Regions from separate parts of the Homo sapiens genome. Here region 2 is linked to region 1. Evidence: chromatin loops called from intact Hi-C (ENCODE). Cell type or tissue: GM12878. All regions are shown on one strand. Each heading gives the region's core, and the rest is flanking DNA. Links, peaks and the distances in the headings are about the cores only.

Region 1 (5,390 bases), core at 1-5,000:
CTACTGCCTTAAAATCCGACCTCCTTGAATGCACAATTTCTGTCCCTTTTAAGGGCTCACAACGCTAAAGATTTTACATGAAAAGGTCGTGATTGATTCGGGCAAGCGAGGGGTATATGACAGGGGCTGCATGCACCGGTGGTCAGAGAGAAAGAGAACAGGGCAGGGAGTTTCACAATGTTCTTCTATACAATGTCTGGAATCTATGAATAATGTCGGTTTCTAAGTTATGAGTTGATTTTTAACTACTGGGTTTAGGCCAGGCAGGCCCAGGCCTGGTTTCGGGCGTGGCGCCGAGCTGCCTGTCTTTGGTTTTATTTCCTTGTTGTTTTTTCTTAAAACAGGTACTGAGTATAAAACAATATAAAATAATATGAGAGGGTCTTTCTCTTCCTTCATTCCCCCTTTTGAGACTCTCACTTTTTATTAGCGGGAGTTCTCACTCTTATTTTTGTTACTTATATCTTTTTGTGCAATAGATTGATAGTGATTTATATAGTATGCTTGTGCTGAAGCATTTTGGTGAACTAAGGTAGCGACAAAGCTTTTTATCATTTGAAGAAGTACAGGTAGCAAACAAGGGAGCAGTAAGCAGGTTCCTATTACTATTATTACTTTTATTATAGGAGTTTTAAATTTTCCCATTGCTGGAAACCAATTTCTAAACATGGCTCCTGGATTGAGTCCATGCCACACTTGCACGGGTACATGTGCCAGTTGTGTTATATCTTTAACTATATCTTTAGCTACTTGCCCCAATCATCCGTGTGTAGACAACAATTAGTAAGGTTAAATTTTTCACAAACTCCTCTTTCAGCTGCTAGCAAGTAGTCAAGAGCTAGTCTATTTTGATAGATAGCATTTTTCATCAGAGTCTCTTGCCAGGCAAGAACAGTCAAGGCTTGACCGGTTTTATTAGTGGTGATTTTTAAAACAGCTTGCAACTGTATGATTCAGTTGAGTATGTAAATGGGGGTCCGGTATCCCCATGAGCCGTCTTGTGTCTAAGTGGCAGGATTATAGTATTGTATGATTCTTTCAGGGGGCCATTCATTATTTTTTTAATCACCTATGGCTATGCTTCATTTTTTGCAGGAAGCATAGACTGAGAAGCCTAGAAGTTCACCTGTTTTTATGGGCAGTAAGAAGAAAGATGGCTTGATGGTGCCAATTACCCAGCTACCTGTCCACTGATCAGGGAGCTTAACATAAGCTCTGTGTCCACATATCCAGTATAACCTGGTGGGTACTGTCCAGTCCCAGTGGAATTCTGGGTGGGCCCAAACAGTCTGCAACTTTGGAAATTTACTTCTGTGTAATTGGAACTTCACCATGTAACTTTTTGTAGTACCATTATACAGCTTTTGCTCAAGACAACTAAGCCGCGCTACAGGATGAGTGAATCTTTTTCCTTTTCTAGCTATGCAATACTGTCCAATAATTGAGACTTTTAGAATCTAAAAATTGTCAGGCTGGTTCTTTTGGGCTGGGAATTCATCAGGAACTGGATCTGTAGGAACTAATTCTCGGGCTTCCTATGGCCATTGATTTCCTGTTATGGTTTCTCCACAAACATAACATGAGGTGACATTTAGAGACTGGGCTACATGCTTGGCTAATTGCAAAAACAAATTTTTAATTTTTCCTGGAATCTCAGGTACTGGCACATTTAGTTTATCATAGAAAGTCTGAAATACTGGTTCTGGATAGCGTCTTTGAACCTCTCCTTTTATTAGGATGCTTACACTAGGATCTAGTCCTTTTCCATTAATGTCTAATGTTACATCTTTTCCTTTATTTTACTTTGGGTCTGAGGGGTTTGTGATTATCATTTCTAAAAGGTTGCAGCTCACACTCATGCAGGAGGGGCTGACTTTTCTTTTTTGGAGTCAAACAGGATCTTTTTTATCTTCTTTTTAAGTAACCCAAATGACACAAGACCAGTATTGACACATCTCACATAAACATGATTTTTGACAGATGTACTTATTTTCTGCTGTGTAACTTTTTTCCCAATCTAGAGAACCACATCTTATCTCATGCTGTTTACTATTAATAGCGGCACAGGCATCAAATTTTAAGGTTACAGTTTTGGGGACCCCTCATTCTTGTCTTCTATTACTTTACTTGTGTCACTTAGAAAAGGACCAGTCCTTAATTTTATTTTAAAAACTGTGATCATGGGAGGCTTAAAGGGGTCATAGCACACATCGGGCTGGTCACTTCCTGTATTACATACTTTGGATAGAATAGCATTATACAAACAAGTTTCTTTTAGAGTCCTGGTATACTTATAATAACCATAAAATAATAGGACTGTAGCAATCTTTTGTCCTACCTCAGTGACTTGATGTATGTACTGGGAACAGCCCTCAGTCTGAGGAAGGTCAGTTGAAGTCCTTACTGTACAAGTCCAAATTTTAAGGAAAATGAGTCCCGCGATGAGTTTCCTCATGCTTCGGCTGTGCATGGACCAGTCAGCTTCTGGGTGTGACTGGAGCAGGGCTTGTCATCTTCTTTAGAGTCACTTTGCAGGGGTTGGCGAAGCTGCTCCCATCCACGTACAGCTCCCAGTCTACTGATGTTTAAGGATGGTCTCAGAGGTTGGGCCCACTAGAATAAACTGAGTCCAATACTTCTACACAGTTATGTTTAACTGGGCTCTCTGACACTGGGAGCAAGGTGGTGGGGTTTAGGGTGTTGCAAACTTCAGTTCTTATGTGGGGATTTTCACAGAGCAAGCTTTGGTATCTAGTTAGTCTAGCATTCATTAGCTAATGGTGTCCTTTGGTTTTTATTAAAATCACCACAGCATAGGGGGACTTTACGTGTAGGTTTTGGCTAAGAGTTAGCTTATCTGCTTCTTGTGCTAACAGGGCTGTTGCTACCAGGGCCCTTGGACAAGGGGGTCAGCCTTTGGAAACCCCGTCTAGTTGTTTCGAGAGATAGGCCACTGGCCTTGGCCAGGGCCCTATAGTCTGGGTTAAAACTACAACTGCCTTTTTTTTTTTTTTTTTTGACACATAGGGTGTAAAGAGTTTTGTCAGGTCAGGTAGCCTCAGGGCTGGGGCCAACATGAGTTTTTCTTTTTAACTCATGAAAAGCCCATTGCTATTGGTTGTAATAGATATAGTTTATCTAATCTACATTTTATTGACTGTCATCTACCAAAATATTGACTTAAACCTTGTAACTGTTTGATTTGAAGCTTTAAATTGATCTGGTATTCCCTGGGGGCTTCAATTGCATCTAAATAAATGCGAGAGTTGAAAGACCTATAAGGGGCTTCTCTCACTTTACGATGTCTTATTATTATTATTTTTCCTTCCTCTGGTAGATGAAATGACAGGGTGAAAGGGATAGTCAAATGGACTAAAGCACAAGTGCCACTCTAGTTATTTGGCAGAGTGCCCAGTAAAGGTCCCCCACAATACCATCACACATCTGCACAGGGATGAACAAGGGCTGACTGATTGATAAGCTCTTGAAAATTCTTAAGCTCACCGCATCCCTTTAGGTCTCCAAGGAATGCTAAGTTTCCTCCCTGCCGTGAGAGACAGGAAGTGAACTTAGTGTTGGGAGATGGAAGCTGGATGGCCCTCAGGGGCTGACCTTCAGGGACTTCGGGATATAGCAGAGAGAGCTTCACATGACTTACTACTCCAGGATGTAGAATCCTGGAAAAGAGCTACCATGCAGCCCACACCTGGTCGACTGGAGGACCACCTTAGTGGAAGGGAGACAATCTGGGCCTCTGGCCTGCCATGTGCACAAGCATAACAATTGCTTTTGTTTAACATGCAGATGGAATATTTGATCCATTTCAACCAGGCATTTGCATCTTGGTATGTTGTCTTAATTGCCAAAGTTTGTTTTAAGTCTTTAACTTTTATGTTCCTCTAGTAAAATGAATGTTTCCCTTAGCACCAATTTTTATTAGTTTTTAGACCAAAGAAAGCTAAACACCATTTTATATTTAATAATGTTTCTTGTATGATTTTCATACCAGATATGCTAAATTTTACCTTTATATTAGTGTGTTTTTAATATTAAACTTAACTTTAATAAAACCTTGTCGACATATTTCTCCAGTTTTTCATGTTTGACCATAAGGTAAGATTTTATAGGCTTTTTTTAACCTTTTATAATTTTTGTTAAAGAGCAGTTTGATGTTTTATGAAAAAAACCTGTTGCATTTTTACTTTCATGTCCAGTTCACAGAAAAACTGGATGATACCTTTTAACTTTAGCTAATATGTTTACACACAGAATTTTCTTTACAATTAATGTTTTAAAACTTGCTTAAACTTTTAAAACAGTTTTTTTAACCTTTTAATGTAGGTAAAAAATCCACATTCTTATGCCTCCTTATAATCTTTTTACCAAAGGTATATTTTACTTTTTTATACACTTTGCACATAAACTGTTTCTTCAATAGTACTCAGGAGGCCTTATTACTTTTAAATTATACAACATTCTTTGCATAAAAATTTTTATAACATTTTTTCTTTCACGACTTTCCCTGACAATTCTTCAACATGTCTTAACTTTCTGACTTATTACAAACTTTTTTTTCTCTTTAAACCACCAGTTAATTTATTTCAGGACAAGAATTTACCATATAACAGTCTTTTTACATAAATTTTTCCTCCCCCTCTTTTTTTTTGTTTGAAGATAACCATTCCTTTTTTTAAAGAGAACTTTCTTTATATCTTTGGACTAGACTGTTTAAGGCCACAAGATTAGAAGTTACCATAATACATGTTACACTGTTAACTTTTAGCAATCTTCACTTTTGTTGAAAACCTTGTAAGTTTGAGATGTCAATTATCCTTTGCTATTAATAAGACCTTGTTTAGTCTAAACTAACTTAGAATTGGTATAGATGGCCTCTTTTTCTCTCTGCTGGTCTTTCCTTGCCTCTGCCAGCCACTTATGCTGCTGTTCTCTTAACTACTGTAGTGGGAGGAAAGGGGGTCTAAAACCAGCTGTAACTGTCTATGTACGAAAACTGGTCTGGGTACTTTGGCTTACCCAGGTTACCTTGTGCCGTACCTTTGAAACAAGGGACCTGTCCAGGCATCCTTCTGATGGCCAACCCACCTCTAATGCTAGCCAGTCTATTTCACACAAAGTTCTAAGTTTTCCTGGTGTCATAGTAACACCGTAATCTCCCTTAAATTCTTTCTTGAAATTTTTTTTTAACATAGTTCTCAGTGGGGTGGGCTTACTTTGCACCTGACCCATGTTTTTTTGAGATAAAACACCATGCTCACACAACACACACACCACAAACAAAGAAGAGGAAAGAGGGCACACACACACTTTTGCAATTTACACAAAACCAAAATCAAAACCAAAATCAGAGAAATCCAACAAATCCAAGCCAG
Region 2 (5,390 bases), core at 199-5,198, 130 kb before region 1:
CATTGCATGAAAGAATTTAGTTGCCAGTGCTATTACTTATGCAGTTTCTGTTCTTAGCACTAGCAGCTTACTGACAGGAAATGTCAAATAAAATTTTCTTTTCCACTTTCCACCCTAGTCAGCTAAATAATATGAAAACTATTTGCCTTGCCACCTAGATCAAACATGAAGTATTTGCAAAATAAATTACCTGTGAGGTTATTTGTAGGCCAAATAAAATCCTGGAAAATGTGTGTATATGGAAAGATAATGCAAGTCAATGAAAAGAATAACTGATATCCAGAGTAAATAATAAGTATTGAAAAATTTTCCAAGTTGGAAAAAATGAATAATTGAAAAGGGATTTGCGTTTTCTTTTCCACTGACTTTATTTTGAAGACAAGAACTCTGTGGAGAAATCTCCAAGTGAAGCTGCTATTTCCTAGTCTCACATTTGATTTTAATGCTCAACTTTTGACAAATAAGAAGGAATAATATTTCTGCTAAGGTCAGATGTTTCTGTGGTTATATCTGGCCCTGAAATATAAATACCCTCAAAAAGAAAGAGTTCATATCATGTTCTTATACACTTAAGGTTGTTAAAAAGTGCGTATGTATGATTGTGCATATGTGTGTGTGCATATGTGCATGTATGTGCAGAAATTCATTCTGCAAACAGAATTTTTAACGTTGAAATATGAGGCTTTTCCTGTACAAGTTGTACATAATTTCCCCAGAAATTAGTGCAATAAATTTTTGCATGTATGCTTGTGTAAGACAGAGAGACCTTTGGATGCAAGAGAAGTGTTTTATTTGTCTTTGGATCCCAAGCACCAATAGAGTGGACACCTCATAGTAGATATTCAATAGATCTTCCTGATGATTAAATCTTGTGGCCAGAGGCCGGGCGCAGTGGCTCACGCCTGTAATCCCAGCACTTTGGGAGGCCGAGGTGGGCGGATCACGAGGTCAGGAGATCGAGACCATCCTGGCTAACACGGTGAAACCCCTTCTCTACTAAAAATGCAAAAAATTAGCCAGGCGAGGTGGCGGGCGCCTGTAGTTCCAGCTACTTGGGAGGCTGAGGCAGGAGAATGGCGTGAACCCCGGGGGGTGGAGCCTGCAGTGAGCCCAGATTACGCCACTGTACTCCAGCCTGGCCGACAGCGAGACTCCGTCTCAAAAAAAAAAAAAAAAAAAAAATCTTGTGGCCAGAAATTGCCAATGGCATTTGATATTACAAACTAACTGGTTCTAAAAAATATATAATTAGAGGTGGCAATACAATGGAAACATGTATTTGAAGTAAAAAGTAATGAAAATATCTGGATTCAAGAACTGGTTCTCATAAGTTACTACTGTATGGCCTAGATTATTGTGCCTTCAGTGGATAAAAGGAGGAGGGTAAAGAAGTGTAAAAATAGTTAAATAAAAAGGCTACATGGGGATTATTAATTTTTAGGTAATTTTTCAGTCATTCAAAAAATGTATTTTAAGTTCTTACTATGTGTCAGACACTGTTTTTGGGTGATGGAACTATAGAAAGATAGCTTTCTGTTCTCAGGAAGTTTACATTCCAGGGAGAGTATATTATGTTATATTACATGACATTATACTATACATTAAGTACTATATCTTTGCAATTTATGCTATATATTATATAATATATTAAGTAATATTGTGTCGATAGACATTTTAGAAAGTGTATTACTACTATGTTAGTGAGATTATATACATATGTATATGTGTGTGCATATATATATTATATAGACACAAAAATAATTAGTATGAAGAAAAATAAAGCATTGTGAGATTATGGTGTTGACATTCTAGATGAGATGGTCAGAGAGACGACATTAGAGCAGGGCCCTGAAAAAAGTATGTCAGTAAGTTATAGAAGAAATAGGGGTAGAGTATTATAAGCAGAGGGAAACTGAAATGAAGTCTTAAAGAAAGACTCAGCTTTATTTCTTCAAGAAAAAATAAGAACTTCTGTGTGATCAAGCATCGTGAGTCAAGTGAAGCATGGAAGGCCATGATGTTGGAGAGCTGGGCTGAGGCTGGACTGTGAAGGGGCTTTCTATGCTGTGCTAAGTGCTTGGAACTCAGAATAAGTCAGTCATCGATACATAATACATAATCAGTACCTAAATACCAATGAAAGTCAATAGACAGGAAAAATTCCCAATGACTGAACCTAGGGAACTCCTGTATTTAGAATTGTGAAGAATGATGAGGGACCATCTGTGTCAAATATCACTGCAAGATTGAGGAAGACAAGGACTGATAATTGTCCTTTGTATTTGCTGCCCTTCATAGGAACAGTTTAGTGAAGTGCTGGAGACAAAAGCCTGAAATAGGAACTTTGGGACTTGGAATGAAAAATGAAGAAATTGAGCTATTGAAGGAAGGGATGTGGGGGAAATGAAATCTTTCTTCTAAGATGGGAGCTATCATTTCATACTTGTAAGACAACAGGATTGGACAGATGGAGATCGTGATGGGGAGAGTATTCCTGGAAGAGCAAACTTCACTAGCAATGATCACAGGTCTGGCTAATACTGAGGGTAGAGGGGGGAATAAGAGTCATATTGTCTGATCTTATCAAGTTTAGTCTCAAATTTCCAACCCTAAAAGCTACTGAAAGCACTTTGCATTATCAATATTGAGATGGCAATATAAAATAATATTTTTGTACTTTTTCAAAGTTGTACCCTATGTAAACAGTTGATAGTAGAATATAATAGAGCCTAAAGTCAACAAGTAGCTTCAGTTCCTCTTGAATCAGCCTTACAAGTGATGAGTTATGGGTTGTTGGTAAATATGTAACCACAAACTCTCTGGAGAAAAGAAAACACCCTGATTTACAATGACTGCCAATTATTGTAGTGTAAATACTCTTACCATGGATGATTTAGGCTACCAACTATTTAACAAGCAGGTTACAACATTCCTGAGTATTTAACAAGCAGCTCTCATATGTGTAGGAGTCAGCTCCTGCACACCATGGCCAGTTATAATTTCAAAATTACAATCCCTCCTTGAAGACAGAAACTGTGCCTGGTCCATTTCTCTATCTCTTTAAGCACTGAGTATGTCGATTTACCTAATGTAGCCACACACTAAATATTTGGTGAAAGAAGGAAGGATGGCAGGTGCTCTGACTAATATCTGGAATAACATCTGCAACTGCAACTCTGCCTAGAACACGCTTGCCTGATTCTGCCTTACATGACTCACCTTAATTGTCACATTGTTAGAAGGGTCTCTCTACTTATTCTAAACAAGTAGATTCTTCACAATTATTTTATCTCTCTGCACTCTGTTTACTTTATTCATAGTATTCATCATGATTGTTATCATTTTACACCATTTGTTTATTTACTTATCTAACTAACCTACCAGACTATAATTACAAAATAGAGCAGGGACTATTTTATTCCCAGTGCATAAATGGCACTCAGAATAGCACCTAACCCATAATACACAATTAATATACTTTCACTAAGTGTTTTTACATGATTTATCAGTAAAAATCAGGCTATTTAACAAAATATTTAATCTTATTGGTAAATTATTTTGATATCTACAATATCATTATTCTTTATTTTCCATTTTCTTATTAAAATAGAAAGTTCATGTTGTTAATGTTCACCAACTTTGTTTTCTATATATAGATGTCATTGTCATTTTGAAACTGTGTAATACTTTGTTAGTTTTATATTCTAGAATGTTATCCATGTTCTCTGTGCTTATTTTCGAAATTCACATATGCTGTCATACACACATTAAAAACAGAGGCAAACACCAGTAGACAAAGAAAAAGACATTTATCCTACTAACATGCATTAGAAAATGTGAATTTTTATATACAAATAAAATACCAAAGACCTCTTTCCTGATACAGCTACAGAGACCTCCAGCGTAGGATTATACAGCCTTGCTCACCTGTTTTTTTATGATGCCCTTTGCTAACACTGTTTCCTCTGATTGGAATGTCCTTCTCATCAGAGTCTCCACCATCAAAATTCTACTTCTTAACAAATGCCATCTTTACTGTCCAGTTGTGAAATGTTTCTCATTTTCATACATCACTCACTAAAAAAATGAGTATTTACTAAGAAACATCTATGTATGTTTCCGGGACTAAGTAATTACAAGTAATTCAAGATAAATAAGATAATGGCCTGGCTGCAAGGAGCTTACTGTACAGATGGGATTCAGACAAATAAGCCCATGGGCTTCACACAGGGTCAGGTGGGAAGCGCTAATCAAATTTGAGCAGTCAGGAAATGCTAGAAAAGGCAGTGGTTATCCTGAGTCATATCCTCTCCAGATGTGTTTTCCTCTTCATTCAAGTCCTACAAGACATTTATTTTCCTTATGATGTTGGTAAAGTTTTATGCTTATTTAGATATTATAAGTGTATTTTATACATCATGAATATGCTTATTTCTATATGTGTTTTTATTTGTTAACACATCATCTTTATTTCTCATTCATGTCAATTAATTATCTGGCTGGTGGCCTACCAGCTTACTCAGGATCTGGGCTCCTTCCACGTAGTGGTTGCTCCAAATACTCCATTGGCTTCTCTGAGTCTGGCTAGGAGATGAGAGAAGAGAAATATCCTGCAGAGAACCTCAGGAACAATTGCAGGAGTCACCTACCACACTAGATACATTCAAATGGCCATAGGTAGGCACATGTGGCCTCAATTAATTTTACCTATGATTAAACAGTGAACTGAATTATGCAACTAATTTCTAATATAATGGTAATAACCATTAAAGTATATTTATTTATAATACCTTCCCATTCTTTTTATCTGAAAAAAAAAGTTAAAAGTTTAATTGCATACTTTTCAATATTGTTCCTGTCTAGCACTAAGTCCACACATCTGGTAGAGAATTCTCATTAACATTCCATGCTGGGGAGTGAGGTACTCAAAGAGGCACTTCTTCCTTGAGTTAAATATGCAGTCTTGGTCCAGACACAGCTGTGGGTCACCAGGAGGTTTGGCTGTTGAACACAACACTTTCTGTCTTCTGGTTTATAAACACTAATTCAGCAATTTGAAGTGAGAATTTTTTCCAGAATTTTATGAAAATGTGGCATTTTTCAAAGCACTCATCCAAGAAAAGATCTAGCTACAAACTCTATCCATGGACAATACCACCATGTTTCCCAATTTTTCCCTTTAAAAAGTGAATGAATTTGTGTTACAATGCCTTCTAGGTAGAAGTTGTTCCTAGGTACACTCCAGTACCATAGTAAAGGCCAATGACAGCTGTAATAATTTCCTAAATGTTGTATGAACTGAGAATAGGCATAACTGCTAAAGATTGGGTGATCATATAATTTATCTTGTAAGATGATATAAGTTAGCATCAAGTCTGATTATCAACACA

What was found. Peaks named below come from ENCODE experiments on the same cell type or tissue, not always from the same donor. Only the 100,000 strongest peaks of a DNase experiment are listed, where the experiment ranks them.
Region 2: a loop joins it to region 1, with 1.9 times the contacts of the local background. A loop is called at or near these places in 1 of 110 quality-filtered maps.

What each region holds. Positions count from the first base shown.
Region 1 is chr6:74,469,141-74,474,530 of GRCh38, reverse strand. All of the region lies in intron 2 of LOC101928516 (a long non-coding RNA gene), which reads right to left. Among named protein-coding and RNA genes, the nearest start is that of SNORD156, 660 kb to the left of the region's middle. In GM12878, for the core only: no CTCF peak of the experiment used is centred there; no DNase peak of the experiment used is centred there.
Region 2 is chr6:74,596,345-74,601,734 of GRCh38, reverse strand. The region is part of intron 2 of LOC101928516 (a long non-coding RNA gene); the gene reads right to left. The region is part of intron 2 of LOC105377858 (a long non-coding RNA gene); the gene reads left to right. Among named protein-coding and RNA genes, the nearest start is that of SNORD156, 530 kb to the left of the region's middle. In GM12878, for the core only: no CTCF peak of the experiment used is centred there; a DNase peak (open chromatin) is centred at 3,134; H3K4me3 peaks cover 508 bases; H3K27ac peaks cover 1,599 bases.